Regions from separate parts of the Homo sapiens genome. Here region 2 is linked to region 1. The links are chromatin loops, found by intact Hi-C in ENCODE. Cell type or tissue: dorsolateral prefrontal cortex. All regions are shown on one strand. Links, peaks and the distances in the headings refer to the core of each region. The heading gives the core; the rest is flanking DNA. Region 1 overlaps DSCAM (DS cell adhesion molecule). Region 2 holds the start of DSCAM-AS1 (DSCAM antisense RNA 1).

The links. Peaks named below come from ENCODE experiments on the same cell type or tissue, not always from the same donor. Only the 100,000 strongest peaks of a DNase experiment are listed, where the experiment ranks them.
Region 2: a loop joins it to region 1, with 7 times the contacts of the local background. A loop is called at or near these places in 65 of 110 quality-filtered maps.

Annotation. Positions count from the first base shown.
Region 1 is chr21:40,139,073-40,147,644 of GRCh38, reverse strand. It overlaps DSCAM (DS cell adhesion molecule), which reads left to right. Exons shown (of 33, transcript NM_001389.5): 17 at 2,914-3,154; 18 at 4,941-5,087. Among named protein-coding and RNA genes, the nearest start is that of MIR4760, 69 kb to the left of the region's middle. In dorsolateral prefrontal cortex, for the core only: CTCF peaks have their summits at 3,431 and 3,631 (motif pointing left); a DNase peak (open chromatin) is centred at 3,634.
Region 2 is chr21:40,378,983-40,387,554 of GRCh38, reverse strand. The region is part of intron 3 of DSCAM (DS cell adhesion molecule); the gene reads left to right. DSCAM-AS1 (DSCAM antisense RNA 1) reads right to left here and starts at 4,472. Exons shown (of 2, transcript NR_038900.1): 1 at 4,100-4,472; 2 at 2,197-2,976. In dorsolateral prefrontal cortex, for the core only: CTCF peaks have their summits at 836 and 1,037 (motif pointing right); a DNase peak (open chromatin) is centred at 1,064; H3K4me3 peaks cover 673 bases; H3K27ac peaks cover 751 bases.

The sequences.
Region 1 (8,572 bases), core at 451-8,450:
AATAGAATTGCATTGGATAGAAATGGTGGTTGTTTACTTTTATTATAAAACAAAATGAGATAATTATTCCACACAATATTTTGCAGAAGTATCAACTAAGAAAAAATAAGCTTTATTTTAGAACCACAGGACTGAAATGTAGTTCTTCTAAGAAAAATGTAAAGAATTTTCTTTTTCTTTTTAACAAAATATTGAAATGGAACAGAACAAAAACACCTGCGTTGTCTATTATAGTTAAGCTAGTTAGGATGGGTTTTCACCCATGGAGAGGAAACAAGGGAAGATTTCTCCTTTCTACCTGTACAAACAGATCACAGGCAGGATTAATCCCCCCAAACTGGAGGAACTACATGTCAGCAAGCAGGTCCCTTCATTCTTGTGGAGGATTTAGCTAAATTGGTGGCTCTATGAAAACACTTTCTCACAGGCATTTGACTTTACTGTCTACTCTTCTTGACCTGACTCCACAGCCCCCATACTGTGAATCCAACTTGCTGTCTTAGGGAGGCTTAAAGCCTCACCGGGAGCCAGTTGAACAATTAGAATATTTAATGGATGTAAATCTCATTTAAAAAATAATATTATTTTATTTGGGTCACTATATCTAACATTAAAACACTAGGTAAAATAGGGGAAATCTCTTTGTTGGTAAATTTGACTTATAGGTGACGTTTACAGGGAAATTCATTTGATTAATTAATTAGGTCACATAAATGTAATTCAGTGGTTGCAGCAAAACAATTTTCACATAGAGTAATTGAATTTTCAAAACATAGAATCTTGAAATCTATTTCTAAACAGTGAGAAAAGCCATAGCTCATCAATGCAAAAGCCAGCACATCTGTGGATTCAGAGGAGCATAGACATTTGTTTATAATAAAAAAGGTATGAGCTCTTCCACCAGGGTCTAACTCCGAGCCAACAGATACAAATAAATAAATGGTTTACGCGACTGTTTCACTGACACCTGCTGGCACCATGAATATACTAAATTAGATTGGCTGTTGGGAAAAGCAAGTGGAGTCCAAGAAAACCATAAATGGAGAAACTTGCTGTGAAAAACAAAAATGATTTTACTGCTCTTGGATAAGTCAGACTTACTACTAATGACAGGCTGAGGCATGGAATCCCCTGGGAAGTTATTATTAGGCAATCCATAAGTGTTTGCTGAATCCATCAATGCTGTTCATCAGCTCGAAACCTTCTTCTGACTTCTCATTGTCTGCCCTCCCCCGGTCACATTTGGCAGGTTTTCAAGGTCTTGCTCCACTCTGTCCGTTCCCTCCTGACTTACCGCTGGGCAGGTGTGCACCCTTTGCAGGCTCCACTCACCCCATCCTCCTTCTACTTCTCTGAGCCGTGCCCCGCCACCTCCCCCCCTCCGTCAAGCCCACCTGGGCTCTGAGTCTTCCCACCACTTCAGACCACCCATACTCACACTTTCTAGATGCCTGCTGGCCTTCACTTTCTTACCATGCATTTCCACACTTCATAGTTCTCTACAGGTTCTTAAGTGCTTATTTCCTCTCTGCAGGTCGATTATAAACACTTTCAGGACGGAGAAAGCTTTCAGAGGCTTGAGAGATCCAGATCCATAGTTTGTACTTAAATGTATGTGTGTACGTGTATATGTATATACATACATATGTACATGTATACATACATACACATGTATGTGTGTATGTATACATACACGCATACACATAAACACACATATCTGTTGACTGCCTGAAAGTCTACAAAACCTTTATTCCCTAGAGCCTCATCTTGGTGGCATTCGCATATCTTTTTTTACTTTTTGAGACTGAGTCTTGTTCTGTCACCCAGGCTGGAGTGCAGTGGGGCAATCTCAGCTCACTGCAACCTCCGCCTCCCGGGTTCAAGTGATTCTCCCATTTTAGCCTCCCAGGTAGCTGGGACTACAGACACCCACCACCATGCCTGGCTAATTTTTGTATTTTTAGCAGAGACGGGGTTTCACCATGTTGGCCAGGCTGTTCTTGAACTCCTGACCTCAAGTGATCCGCCCACCTCAGCCTCCCAAAGTGGTGGGATTACAGGTGTGAGCCACCGCGCCCAGCCTTATACCATCCTTGAAAAGGCTCTGGTTTCTAAATGAGTCCTACGCATCAGCCTAAATCCTACTTTGACCTGGTGGACCATCTTCACATCAGCAGGGTGGAGTTAGCACCAGCCTCTCTCTTGCCCCACATTTAATCACCCCCAAATCATTCCAGAATGATTCGGGGCTTCATGAAAGAGATTACCTTCCTATTGGGTGTGCACTCACCTTCCCATGCCAGTTTTCAACCTGGAAACACTGTGATTCTGGGATATTTCCTTAGAATGTAAGCTCCATGAGGACGGGGGTCTTTTCTTTTGTCTTCTTACATTTCCAAACTCAATTCTATTCCCTGGTGCCTGGAACAAGGCCTGGCACACAGCAGCGAGCCCGAGAGTTCTTGCTGGGTGCAGGCCTGAGGGTCAGTCTCACCCGGTCGTAAGCGTACCTGGAGACGCCACAAACATGATCTGTATTTTGACACTTTCTCGCCAGTTAGACAAGTCAACCAGTACATCATGAAGGACAGAATGAGAGCGCAGGCTCTGGGGCCCAACACCCATGTTCAGATTCCGCTCCTGCCATGCATACTCAGGTGACCTCCTGTGTCCATTGACGGTCCAGTGGCTCAGAGGGGCTGGGAGGGCCGGATGCATTCACAGGTAAAGGAAGGGTGCCTGGCACAGACCAAGTTGCACTGTACGTGGGTTTGCGGCTGCTACCGGACCACCGCCCCAGCATCGTGGCGATGACTCCACTTTATTTCTGCTTTCCTACGTGGGTGTGGGCGTTGATTTCGCTCTTGTCCTACCTCAAGACTTCTTTAGTGTGTTCTTTTCTCTCCTGTTTAGGCTCCCAAGAAACATTTGCAAAATGGGATTATCCGTGGCTACCAAATAGGTTACCGAGAGTACAGCACTGGGGGTAACTTCCAATTCAACATTATCAGTGTCGACACCAGCGGGGACAGTGAGGTTTACACCCTGGACAACCTGAATAAGTTCACTCAGTACGGCCTGGTGGTGCAGGCCTGTAACCGGGCCGGCACGGGGCCTTCTTCTCAGGAAATCATCACCACCACTCTCGAGGATGGTAGGTTCGGCCGGGGCCTGGTCGTGGCTTTTCCCTCCGCAAAGGTTCCCTCGGGTCTGCCCCGGGGCTCCCCCAACCTCGCACTCCCCCGCCCCACGACTTTGCAGTGACCTGCAGGGCCTGGGGTCTCGGGTGGAAAAGCCTTCCCTCGTGACCTCGCCCACCCCGCTGATCTGCCCGCCCTGGGGCAGGGCTGGACTGCAAAGCCAGCAAGTCCCTCCCTTTTCAGACTCTTCCTCATTCATTTCAGGTACAAGAATTGGGCTTTTCTGGAGTGAAAACAAGGCTCTCTCTATTACTGCAGAAGTCTCACGAGAATGCAGAAATGCTATTTGCTAAAAAACTTTCTCCCAAATGTTAAGAAGGTTTTTTAAAATTTATTTTATTTTTCATTGTTTCCTATTTTCAAGCATTCTGAGTACAGAGAAAAGGAATTTTCAGATTGCACAGTGATCGATCGCCCCCTAGCGGCCGAGATAAATTAATTAGCCCTTCCACCATGTCACTGAGAATAACCCAGAAGCTCAAATTTCCAGTAGTGCTTGAAAATAGAGAACCCTGGTATCCAGAGGCACAGTGTTTTAGGCAGGAAGTTAAGATATGGGGTTATTTGTAGCAATAAGTGGTAGCTTTGAAGGCAGGAAGCTGGCACTACATTTACCTCTTGTGCAGTTAGTCATTTGATCATAGATTTTTTTTTGAGACGGAGTCCGGCTCTCTCTCCCAGGCTGGAGTGCAGTGGCGCGATCTTGGCTCGCTGCAAGCTCCGCCTCCCGGGTTCACGCCATTCTCCTGCCTCAGCCTCCCGAGTAGCTGGGACTGCAGGCACCCGCCACCACGCCTGGCTAATTTTTTGTATTATTAGTAGAGACGGGTTTTCACCGTGTTAGCCAGGATGGTCTCGATCTCCTGACCTCGTGATCTGCCCGCCTCGGCCTCCAAAAGTGCTGGGATTAGAGGCGTGAGCCACCGCGCCCGGCCCTTGATCACAGGTTTGCGGAGGCAGATAGGACTTGCACCTGTAATATCTGACAATTTTTGCGAGGAGAGGAGTCTTCAATGACTTGCAGCCTGAACACTGGAATTGTCTATCTTCATAATTGCAATAGTCGTTAAATATGCCTTTGTTTTTGCTTCAATGCTCATTTTTCATTAAGATGCGTGTCTCAGCCAGTATTTTGCACCGCCCCAGCGCCAACATTTAAGGTTTACAAAAGCTCAGTACTAAAAATATTTTCAATATTCTTCTGACCTGTCTATGGTCTCTCTTCCCTCTAGAGAAAGGGATGAGGATGAGACAGGAGAAATCTATGATTATGTTTCTACTTTTTAGCACTTTACAATGGTTCAGCTTCCAATTTATATGCCAGATATTACTAAATACAGAGGTACCGTACTCTATAAAGTAAATGCAACTTAAAGAAGTAACTTCCAAGAGTAAGGGGAAAATAAATCAGACAAACAATGATTTTCTACTCAGGCAATAAAATTAAGAAGGGTACACGACTCAAGTCCCAACAACTGTCCTAAAAGTAAAGAAACTAAGTTGGAAAGAGAGACTATGGAATCCATTAGAATATATGCATTGACTCATGATATTTTACTGAGCACTGAGTTATCATAAGATTTTTCCAGGGAAGTGATCTTTGTTATTTTTTCTTTCATTTTGGGGTTGAGTGCAATTTTTTGCTTGCATATTGAAATATTAAAATACGTTGCTTTTTCGGTTATTGCTTTGCTCATAAACCACCCACAGTTATTACAGATTCTAATTATTTGATTTCAGTGCCCAGTTACCCCCCCGAAAATGTCCAAGCCATAGCAACATCACCAGAAAGCATATCAATATCCTGGTCCACACTTTCCAAGGAAGCCTTGAATGGAATTCTCCAGGGGTTCAGAGTCATTTACTGGGCCAACCTCATGGACGGAGGTAAGAGGACTAAACTAGGACTTTGGGTTTGCCTCCAGAGAATGCATGATGGAATTTGCAGACCCCTCCTAGTTCCTAACAAGGGGCTCAGGATATGGCGGGCACCTCTTTATCAATAGACACTTTCCCCTTTTCTGTCATCCCTCATCTGACATTTGAACAGGTCTCTTTGTTTAAAACATCACACACCTTCGAAACCCAAGTTGAAGCCTAGGCGGGGGCGGCACTTGGGAAATTTCAACATGGATGTATTTTCCTAATTATGTCTATGTCAAGGCTCTGCAGGCAGCACCAAAACCTCCATCTCTATCTAGAACATTCTGTGTGATATGTATTCTAAAATGTTGGCCTCTTCCTACTTCCCAAATAGAACTCCGCGGGGAAACGTTAAATTTCCTGTAGTTGTGCTGTAAGTGGGTGTGGGAAGAGTGCCCAGGCACATGGAGGGGGGCACTCAGGAGGGGGCCAGGAAGTTCAGGGCCCTCCCGTTTTGTCTCCTGTTTCTCTTTCTCCTCTTCCTTCCCCTTCTCCTCCTCTCTCTTTTCCTTGTTCTTTATCGTGTGTGTGTGTGTGTGTGTGTGTATTTCAAGTGGTAGGGCAAAATGTTCCTGTTTGTTTAGGGCAAGGCTTTGAATAAACGACTTTCTCAAGTGGACATAAGATTGGGGCCACAAGTTTCTTGCAGCAACACCTCAGTGTCTTCGCCCTCAGGCTGCGAGTGGTGCCCACCAGGCTGGGCCGGGCTGCGTGAGTGTGCTGGGGCAGAGCGAGGCTGCAGCCCCCAGCAGGAAAGGCCTCTGGAAGCCTGCTCACTGTCTCTGTCCCAAGCCTGGGGGGCCCACACCTGCCTCCTCCCCTGCCCTCCATTTCCAGCCCCCTCCTGCACCCCCCGTCACTGGACAGTACCTTCCCTCTTGTTTGGGGTTTCTTTTCTTTTTTTGAGACAGGGTCTCCCTCTGTCACCCAGGCTGGAGTGCAGTGGCACGATCTCAGCTCACTGCAACTCTCCACCTCCCCGGGCCCAAGCAATTCTCCTGCCTCAGCCTCCCAAGTAGCTAGGATTGCAGGCGTGCACCACCACACCTGGCTAATTTTCAGTATTTTTAGTAGAGATGGGGTTTCGCCAGCTTGGCCAGGCTGGTCTTGAACTCCTGGCCTCAAGTGATCTGCCCACCTTGGCCTCCCAAAGTGCTGGGATTACAGGCGTGACCCACCACGCCCAGCCTGGGGCTTCTTTCAACCCCTCTGACTGGGTGTGATCCCTGATGAGTGCTCACCTCTAATTTTGGGCAAATGCGGTCAAGGACCTATCCCTTCCCTGCTCAGGACCACCTGGATCTGTTCTACCAGGCAGACCCCTGTCCCCATGCAGGTAAACATAGGGCTCCACAGGTGGCAGCAGCCTCCACGGTTGGTGCAACAGTAAAGGCAAGAAGACACATGAGCAGCACAAGCATTACTGGCTCAGCGAGCATAGGCCTTTGAGCCTTAGCTCTGCATGTCCCTAACTGTGTCCCTAACATGTGTTTCTCAGGACTGAGAGCAGACCTCATGCCTTTGTTGCCACATGTAGTACCTGGAGCACTACCAGCCATGGGAGGCAATCTAGAAGGACCCCCCCCCGCCCTCCTTGGTCCTGCAGTAGACACATTTGCCAAACACCCACTCGACACTGAGCTCATGGGAAACACCAAGGTTGCTGTGTCTGTCCCTGTGGAGGTTCCAGACCAGTGACCGAGGGAGATGCTAATGAATACAGAACCACAGACCCAAGAAGGGACAGCCCCACAGAAGGGCAGATTTAAGTAGATGATTCTGTAACACCTTCACCCCTCCCACCTAAACACAAGTTTTAAAACACCCCAGAGTAAAGAGCAATGAAAATTTGCAAAAGTCATCTATTTTTATGGACAAAATACCATAGGATATCATTACATATGTTTCTTCTGATTTCTACTCCTTATATTGAGTGGATGAAATTAAATACCCTTAATGTTCTTTGAAAGGCAGTGTTATGCTAAGATGTCTTTTCTGTTCTTATTGGAAATATTTCAGAATCCAGTGGTGACTTCATCCACATCACCCATATTTTCTAAGCTCACTCACATTTGCTAGCATTGCCTGCTGGTATCTTCATTCTAAAATGAAAGATGTGGCTTCATACCTTTAAAGCTTTGAAAACTTGAATATTCAAAAACATAATTCTTTAAACAAAGAAATGCTTGGGAGTGTGCATGCAGCTTTTTAAAGATACTTTCACTCATGGGATTAAAATCAAAGTGATGAGATAAATGTGCGATGTAGAAGTCTGCACTTCATTTCCGAAAGATAAGCAAGAAACCTTCAGAAACATGAACCTGCCTGCGAATGGTCACTCTTCCTGCTACCTGAGAGATTTCGTTTATGAGGCAGGTCAGTTCACGGGGCTACTGGACACTTTTGCACAAACTCCCCAGACTGCAGCCTCCGGGACTGGCTGGATTCCCACAGACACTGAGCAGGAAGTGACTGCTGACCGACACCACATACACGTGCGCACACACCACACATACATGCACCCCACATACACCACACACCACACATACCACACACACACCTCACAAACATCACATACCACACCACACCCACACATATCCCACACTCACCACACACACCACACCTCACACACCCCACATGCACACACAACACACATACACACACCCCACATACACCACACATACCACACCACGCATACCACACACACACACCACACATACACCACATATCACACCACACACACATCCCTCATATACCACACGCCACATGACACACACCCCTCATACACATACACAAACTGCATGTACATCACCCACCACATGACACACACTCCATATACACCACATACCACACCACACGTACACAAACACCACATACACCTATGAAAGGAAAATATCTTTTTGGCCCCCAAAATCACTAAGGAAAAGTCAAGCTGGAAACTGCTCAGGGCCAACCTGCCTCCCATTCTATTCAAAGTCACCCCTCTGCTCACTGAGATAGATGCATATTTGATGGCCTCCTTTGGAAAGGCTGATCAGAAACTCAGAAGAACGCAACCCTTCCCCTCTCACCTACCTGTGACCTGTAAGTCCCCTCCCCGCTTCCTGTCTTCTTGCCTTTGCTTCAGGTTGTCCTGCCTTCCAGACCGAACCAATATACTTCTTACCTATATTGATTGATGTCTCACGTCTCCCTAAAATGTATAAAACCAAACTGTGCCCCGACCACCCTGGGCACGTGTTGTCAGGACCTCCTGAAGCTGTGTTGTGGGTACGTCCTCAACCTTCGCAAAATAAACTTTCTAAATTAACTGAGACCTGTCTCAGGTTTTCAGGGTCCACATACCACACCACACACACCCCACATACACCATGTACCACACCACATGTACACACCACACATACACACACCACACACCACACCACACATCCCACATACTCATGCATACA
Region 2 (8,572 bases), core at 461-8,460, 240 kb before region 1:
CTGCCAGATGTCCTTAGAAGCGAAGTCACTATATGTTATTTTCTAGAGTGAGGTCTACTGGACCCTGGAGACAGTGAGACTACAAATCCCAAACCAGAGCAAGGCCAGTACTATGGTTAGACATAATCCCTACACAAAGCTTAGGCTAGGAAGGCAAGGGTATTTGCAAAGGCTGTTTTTTTTTTTTTGGAGGTCCAATCTTTTAGTGAAGTTGTACTTTTCTGCAGACTTCTCTTGTGTAGGACTTGTGTAGGACTAACAGCCTTCCATTTCCTCATTGCTGTTAAAACTATGTTTTTTCCCCCTAAATGTGCAAATGTCACAGGGAAATTATAGGTAGTATCAACAAGATCTTTGCTGTTAGGTATTCACCCCCCCTCTTCCTTTATAGAGCCCAGAGGGCTTTCCTTACCTGAGAAACCTGCTGTTCATTTAAGTCAATGTTAGATTTATGCAGCTTGTCTAAGTTTCTTATACCTGGAGAGTTTTCAAAATAATTAGTTTTTTACATAGTCAGAAATGGAAGTTGCTACAACTCACTGCTGATTCACTGACTATATTAAACTACCTGAAAAAAAAATGGAAAAATAAGGTTCCAAATAATGTAATCTGACATACATTTCATGAGAGAAATGACCAAAACTTAATCCTAGAGGGAATTTTATCTTAAAATCCTAGAGGGAATTTTATCTAAAGAAAATTCATTAGATGGTTGTAAAGCAAAAATGAAATTAAAAAATAATATAAATAAACGTGGAGTTCAAGAAAAACGTCACTGTTTCCACTTTTAAGTGGAGAAGTAATTTGACAAATTTTCATTGAAAGAATTTTGCTGATCACGAGTTTCTATCAAAACCCAAGAAGTGTAAACATAGGAAGTGCTTATAGGTTAATAAAGCAAAAATCATGTGTTATTAACGAGGAAGTGTTAAGGTGGTGCCAGATCCACGGGCACTCACTATTTCATTTCTGGGAGCGTTTTTCAGCCTGCAGTTCCCACACCACGCGTGCCGTGGAGCTCTCTGTGCCACGCTGCGGGGCCTCGGTCTGACCAGCAGGGGGCACCGAGTGTTCTCCCGCAGCGGCCCGGCGTGGGCGGCGGCTCCAAGGCCGATTCCTCAGCACCAGGCAGGTGCCTTTGAAGCAAAGGGCGTTCATTCACATTCACAAAGGTCTCCGGAACAGCCTTGTAGGTTCTTCAACTGCCCTCAACTAAAGCTTCGGAATCTGAAAACCTGGGAAGAAGCTTAGTGTCCTGACAGTATTTTCCTTTTAATTTTGCAAAGTTTACAAAATCCATTAAGAATTGCTTTGCAATGAAAAATATACACATTTTTATACTTTTTGTTTTCAAGTGCTTCATTCCATTTATATTTAGCGGTGAGGCGGGCCTAGGCAAAAATGAAATAAAAGCACAGTGTTAAGATCTGCAAGGCCATTAAATTGCAGTGCACGTAATTAATGGACCATGATATTGCTTAAACACAAATGTACACTAATCTTGATCCAGCGGTACTAGTGATTTGTTGTTACAGGGCTAGATCCACCTAAAGCTCATGGTGAACACTTACAACCTTGCACAGAAAGTGACTGTGCTTGAAAGCACGAAGGCAAAATCCCATTGGCCAAAGATACCTTGTATTCCTAGCTGTGAATCGGTTTATCCTCTTTATTTTATACTTTGCATTATTTTATTACTTGGAAGAATTCACCCACTTTTTTCTGACAAAGGCTTATCAGATTTTTCTTCTTAAAAAAATATATATAAAGTTTTGAAGAAAAGACAAAGCATTGCAAAGAGCTGTCAGAGGGGGACGAGAAGCTTACAAAGTGAGCAGGTGGCACACAGCCTGTCTGCAGTGGTCATGTGAGAGCCAAACCCCTCAGCCACATTAACAGCCTACAGCATGTGCCAAGCCCTTAAGAAGTCACATAGCATTTCAGAGAATCCCACAAAACCAAAAACACAAATTCTGTCAATGCAATACATATATTTCTAGGTAGACGTATTAGTACGTCTCTTATGTGGGTGCCGAGGAATCTTGTAAAAGTTTGTGCAAAATTGACGTCAGTTTTACTGCTTGTCAGCAGTGAAATGAGTGGATTCATTGATTCATTCATTTGACAAACATTTAATGAACCACTACTCTGTATGTGTTCTAGGGACTGGGAATACAGCATTGAACAAAATACAGAACTAAATGCATGCTTGATGGAGCTTTTATTGCCATGGTTAGCATGAGTTACATTCATAAAATATACTTTATTTTCATTAAAAAGAATGAGCTAGATTTCTTTATATCAACATAGAGAGATCTTAAGGAAACATAACGTTGGATGGGAAAAGTGAGTTTTTCCATGAGAAATAGTAAAATACTTATGTAAGTTTGAAAAACAAAGAGAAAATACAGAACCATACTATGTGAAGTTCATTGTCACAGCTATGTGTGGGAGTGTGTGTGTAATAAAATAAAAAGTCGAAACTGGGAATACACACTAATATTTCTGATAATAGGGTTTTTTAGGAGAAAAATATAGGATGGGGAGGGAACAAAGAGAAAAATAAAGCATTTTCTGTAAAGTTTTATTTATTTCATTAAAAATAAATAAAGCAAATTACACCAAATGTTAACAATGATCAATTTTAAGAAATGGGTACATGGATGAGTATGTCATGCCTATGTGGGTGATTGGTACTTTTTCAGTTAAATAAATAAATGGCAGTTGGAGGAGGGACAGAGAAGGACATGGGGAGTGAGACCAAACAAGGATCATGATGAGACCAGAACTTCCCTAGAGGAGTGGCCCGTTGTGAGCCTGAGAGATCCCCTGTAGCGACACTGAGCAGAGCTCCCTGTGCCTCTTTCCGTCCTGGCCTCACGCTGTCTGGTTGGCTTTCCCGATCCGTCGTCCATCTCTGTTGTCCTGTTGTTGTTGTTGTGGTTTTGAGATGGGGTTTCGCTCTTGTTGCCCAGGCTGGAGAGCAATGGTGCGATCTCAGCTCACCGCAACCTCCACCTCCCAAATTCAAGCAATTCTCCTGCCTCAGCCTCCCGAGTAGCTGGGATTACAGGCATGGGCCACCATGCCTGGCTAACTTTGTATTTTTAGTAGAGATGGGGTTTCACCATGTTGGTCAGGCTAGTCTCTAACTCCTGACCTCTGATGATCCACCCACCTAGGCCTCCCAAAGTGCTGGGATTACAGCTGTGAGCCACCACGCCAGGCCTTCTGCTGTCCAGTTTTAGTAACAGCTTTAGCAACTGCCTTGCTCTGCTCTCAGCATTCTCTGTTTTAACCATCCCGATTTCACCTCTGCCTCCCTTATGTCTACCTTTTGTCTCACAGTCTGACAATGAAAATCATCTGCCACTATCCTAGCACCAACCTGTGGGCCTCCCTGAACTCCCACTTACCTGGGCCACGTCAGCCCTGCAGCCCACGGAGCTCCTCCAGGGGGTGCCTCTCCTGTGTTTCCTTGGCTGTGATCTCCAAGCAGAGGGCAGGCCAACTGCGTGTTTCCTAGTCCCCCTAAGTAGCTTCATCTTTCCCTCCTAGCAGTAGACCCCTATCCCTTTCTCTAAGAAACACTGTATAACCCACCTCTTCCAGGAAGCATCGTGAACACAGTACTTCTCAAATCTTTGTCATTCATGAACTATCTTTATGATATCTGCAATCATTGAATGCCATCTGTGCTAGTGTTTTTGTCCTTTGAATAATTCTTGTTTACTTAAAACAATGTAATTATAAAAAAATGCATTACTACTTTTAAATGGAAAATCAGTTTAACTAGCCATACAGATAAATGCAATACAATGAAAGAAAAACAATAATATTAAATTCTAGTCAGATACAATTGCCTTCCAAAGACTCTAAACCAGCGGTTTACTTTTCCTTTGTCTAAAAAAAAAGAAAAGAAAGAAAAAGGAGACTAAGAAGTGTTAGAGCAATAGTGAAGATAACTTACTTCTGCAAAAACGTGCTGAGAATTCTAGTGGAGGCACCTAAGTCAGTGAGTGGATAACTGGTACCTTCTGTGGCTTTCCCTTTGAAAGAATCACAAGAATTGAGATTTACAGAGGAGAAAAAGTCTCACCATGTGTCCGGATATCATTTCTCTATAGCGTCTTATCAGCTGCATACCATCAGTGGGTTCCACTCCATTTTAATTCATCATGGATATATCATTTTCTTTTCTTTTCTTTTCTTTTTTTCTTTTTTTAGAGGGAGTCTTGCTGTGTCACCCAGGCTGGAGTGCAGTAGTGGCATGATCTCAGCTCACTGCAGCCTCTGCCTCCCGGGTTCCAGCATTTCTCCTGCCTCAGCCTCCTGGGTAGCTGGGATTCCAGGCGCACACCACCACGCCCGGCTAATTTTTGTATTTTTAGTAGAGACGGGTTTTGCCACGTTGGCCAGGCTGGTGTCGAATTCCTGGCCTTAGGTGATCTGCCTGCCTCAGCCTCCCAAAGTGCTGGGATTACAGGCATGAGTGACCTGCCCAGCCAGATATATCATTTCCAATCTCTCTTTACATCAGCGCTTACGTATATCCAACTGACACTGTTTGCCTCTGTTTTGCAATTGTTTGCACTTTTACTTTATGGTATGTTTCCTTTCCTTCTCATTAGGAATTAGCCTTTTAGGTAACTTGGATTCCATTACTAGGTCTGCATATGATGGGCAGTTGCTACATGATTTTATTAATACCATTTTGTTACAAAGGTTATTGCAAGGCAATGGAGTTTGTGATAAGCTAGATCTGGGGAAGTCATTTAGGGAATTGAGTTACTCTCACAGTGCAAGGCTCTGTGACATGAAAGACAGTCTCAAAGATTCTCATGGGGTCAGACTATTTGAAACCAAAAGGCAGTGGAGTGGGAGTGACACGAGGGACCGCATCTGACATGGTTTCTACCCTTGCGTGTTCTTGTAAGTATACATATTTGCATGTACATTTGTATGGATAGCTCAGTAAACTCATTATAGTTTCCTTTGACATCATCACGTGTCATTGGGAAACAAATGTAATCCAAGACCTTCAAATGATGTTGCAGTTTTAAAAAAATAAACTGCTTTCTCTGCTATTCCCATTATAAATGCAACCAAGCCTATGGCCTTATAGACTTGCTGGTCTCAAAGCATGTGTTTGAGGTGGGAAAAAATGTGTCATGTCCAAGGAAATGATACAAGATATACTTTGAAAATAGAACTGATAGGACATAGAATTGGCCTGAATGTCAGGATGAGGCAAAGGAGATGAGGACCAAGGCGGCTGCTAGGTCTTGGTGAGGAGCCCTGAACAGGTGAAGAGTCCCCCTACCAGGAATAAGAACTAGGGGACTTGCTAAAGCAGGAATCTTTAATTTAAAATGCAGAAATATTTAAAGAGAGAACTTTAAGAATCCAAGGTATACCAGCTGATGCTAAAAGACGATTAGCCTTGCTTTGAAACGGAAGCCTAGTCAGAAAAGTAACAATTCCATCACTAAGATGTTGAAAAAGGCTCTTCAAACATTTTTTGCTCTGACTCACAGTAAGAGATACATAGAATAAAGACATTTTATCTTAGAACTCAGTAATGCATACACATAAATACACACATAAATATACAAACACACACATAACTTTATGTATGCACAGGTGTACTGAAACAAGCTGCAGAATATTTATCACCACTATTTGATACACACTGATACATTCTATGCTCTTTTATTTCATTTTTTTAAAAAGTAAAGCTGCAATCCATGAAACTGATTTCACAACCTATTAGTAGGTGAACCCAAAGTGTGAAAAACCATTATCCCATAATATTAAGTGGCCACAACATAGTGTTAGTTTCATTCTTTATGGTGGTTCCTATTTTTCCAGATTCTTTCCCATAATCCTATGCCATCTGTATCAGGTAGACAAACTTTACAGTTAATTTTCAATGTGTTTTGCCAATAAGCCCAGTGTCTTAAATTCCTTTTGGGTTGCTAACACAGACCAGGTAAGCATAGTCACTGTGGGTTGAAGTGCCGTGCTCTGACCTTCCTTCACTTATTTTTTCCTTTTTGTATGTGTTGCTTTTTAATCAGCACTGTATTGTGCACCCACAACTGGAACAGACAGTCAACCTGAAATACACATTCCCTTCCAGCCCCAAAATGCAGAAATCTTGTGGGACAGTAAATAATGCTGATGTACCTCTTCTAAACATGAGTCCGCCTGATACAACGAGCACATCCAATAGCATTCTCTTCCTTCCCCTTTCCATATCTCTATAAAGGGCTACTTTCAATTCCCCAAAGTCCAAAATAAGTCAGCCATGGACAGCCAGTGCCACACCCCGTGGTTCTTATTCCTGGCAGGAGGACTCTTCACCTGTTCAGGGCTCTTCACCAAGACCTAGCAGCCACCTTGGTCCTCATCGCCTTTGCCTCATCCTGGCATTCAGGCGAGTTCTATGTCCTATCAGTTCTATTTTCTTTTTTTTTTTTTTTTTTTTTTGAGACGGAGTCTCGCTCTGTCGCCCAGGCTGGAGTGCAGTGGCACGATCTCGGCTCACTGCAGGCTCCGCCTCCCGGGTTCCCGCCATTCTCCTGCCTCAGCCTCCCGAGCAGCTGGGACTACAGGCGCCCGCCACCACGCCCGGCTAATTTTTTGCATTTTTAGTAGAGACGGGGTTTCACCGTGTTAGCCAGGATGGTCTCGATCTCCTGACCTTGTGATCCGCCCGCCTCGGCCTCCCAAAGTGCTGGGATTACAGGCGCGAGCCACCGCGCCCGGCCTCAGTTCTATTTTCAAACCATATCCTGTGTCAGTTCCTTGGATATGCCACAGTTTTTCCCGCCTCAAACATACTTTTCCTTTAACCTTGTTCTTAGCTCTACTTATCCATGAATAATCCCTTCTTATCTTCCTACCTTCTGTGGCTCTGCTGAAGTGCACGTCCTCAGAAATCCTTACATACACACCCCACTCCAAACCCCCACCATCTAAACAGCTCTTCTCTTTACTAGAGTCAACTTCTGTTTCTCAATTCATGTAAATGCATTTATGAGAGTGGATTTATTTTCTTTGTCAATGTACTCTTTTTGTCTGTGTTCCCAACTGAAATATTTGCTTTCAAATGTCAGTGGCCAAAACCATCTTGTTCATCGTATAAATAAATAAATACAATTTATAAGTTTTACGAGCTTCTTTGGTTCTTTAATAAAAAATTCTTGAAGTGATTCATTTAAAAGTAAAGGAATTATACAATTATATTCTTTCTAAGGATTCATTATTTTAAACAACTAGAAATCTAACTAGAGCAAAGATTAGTGACAGACTTGAATATCTGCACAAAGATCTGATCATTAACAAACTAAATAGGGTAATTAGGTATACAGTTGGAATGCAGTATGCAGGCTTAAATTAGTAGTGTATAATTGAGCCTCATTTAACTGCAGGAGAATTTCACTGAGAGAATTTTATTTACATAAAAGAAATGTCTTAGTGAAATTGCTTTGAGAGAATTTAAAATATGTACACCAAATCTCTCCTTACATACTGGATCCAGCAGAATTGTAAGCTTATTCCTCATGCCCCATGTGATGGTGTTATTTCTAGCCAAATGATTTCTTCCAGGCGGCTCAAGATCCACGCTGGGGCTTCATTATTTCTTGGATATCTTGATGATACTCTCATAAACATAATAGGCTCCAAAGAAGGTTAAATAAAATGATATGGTGAGAGCTCTGCCCCCTCAATATGATCCCTTATTTTACTGATCCTATTTTTAGAAAAAAACTCGAAGTATGTATATCTTCTAAACAGTCACTTAATTTAGCACTGTGCAAACCTTTGGGGGCAGCAGGTAAGTGGGGCAAACAAGAGGATCCCTTTGTCTTCAGAGAGGCAACTGCCATTTTGAGGAGGCAGCTCTGACACCCAAATCAACTGGACTGATGCAATTATGTGTGAAATGGGGAATTATCACAGAAGTTCAGGAAGAGACAGAGATCAGCTACATGGCAGATTCAACTTTTGTGTGAGGTATTTGGAGGGGAGGGAATACAAAGACCAGGGTGAATATTGAAAGTCTCCCCTTCTGCTTTTAGGCAAGTCCAGGTAGCGACCAGCTTGAAAAGCAAGCATAATAAAAGCCCTCTTTGACGCATCTACTCCCGACAGCAACATCATCCTAAATTTATCTCCTTCTATGTTGTGTGTTACATGGGTTTGGTTTACGTCTACTGTGTCCATATGCTCACCACCCACTGACATCTTTTTCCAAAATACATTTTAACTACCCAAGAAGCACATTAATAGAGTCTTCTTTTAAGATACTCAAATACGTGACAGTGGGAAATGAAACATAATTTCTCCTCCCCTTCCTCTAATCCACTCATGATTTCAGAGGCAACCACAGTTAACATTTGGGCAGATATCTGCTGATCCAGGCCTCTCTGTTCATTTGCATACACAAATTTATTCATATACCACTGCCTTTGGTACATAACATTACAGATTGTTATGTAACCACTTTAGACTATGTAGTGGAGATTTTTCTGCAGGGTATGTGTACATATACCTTACTGTCTTT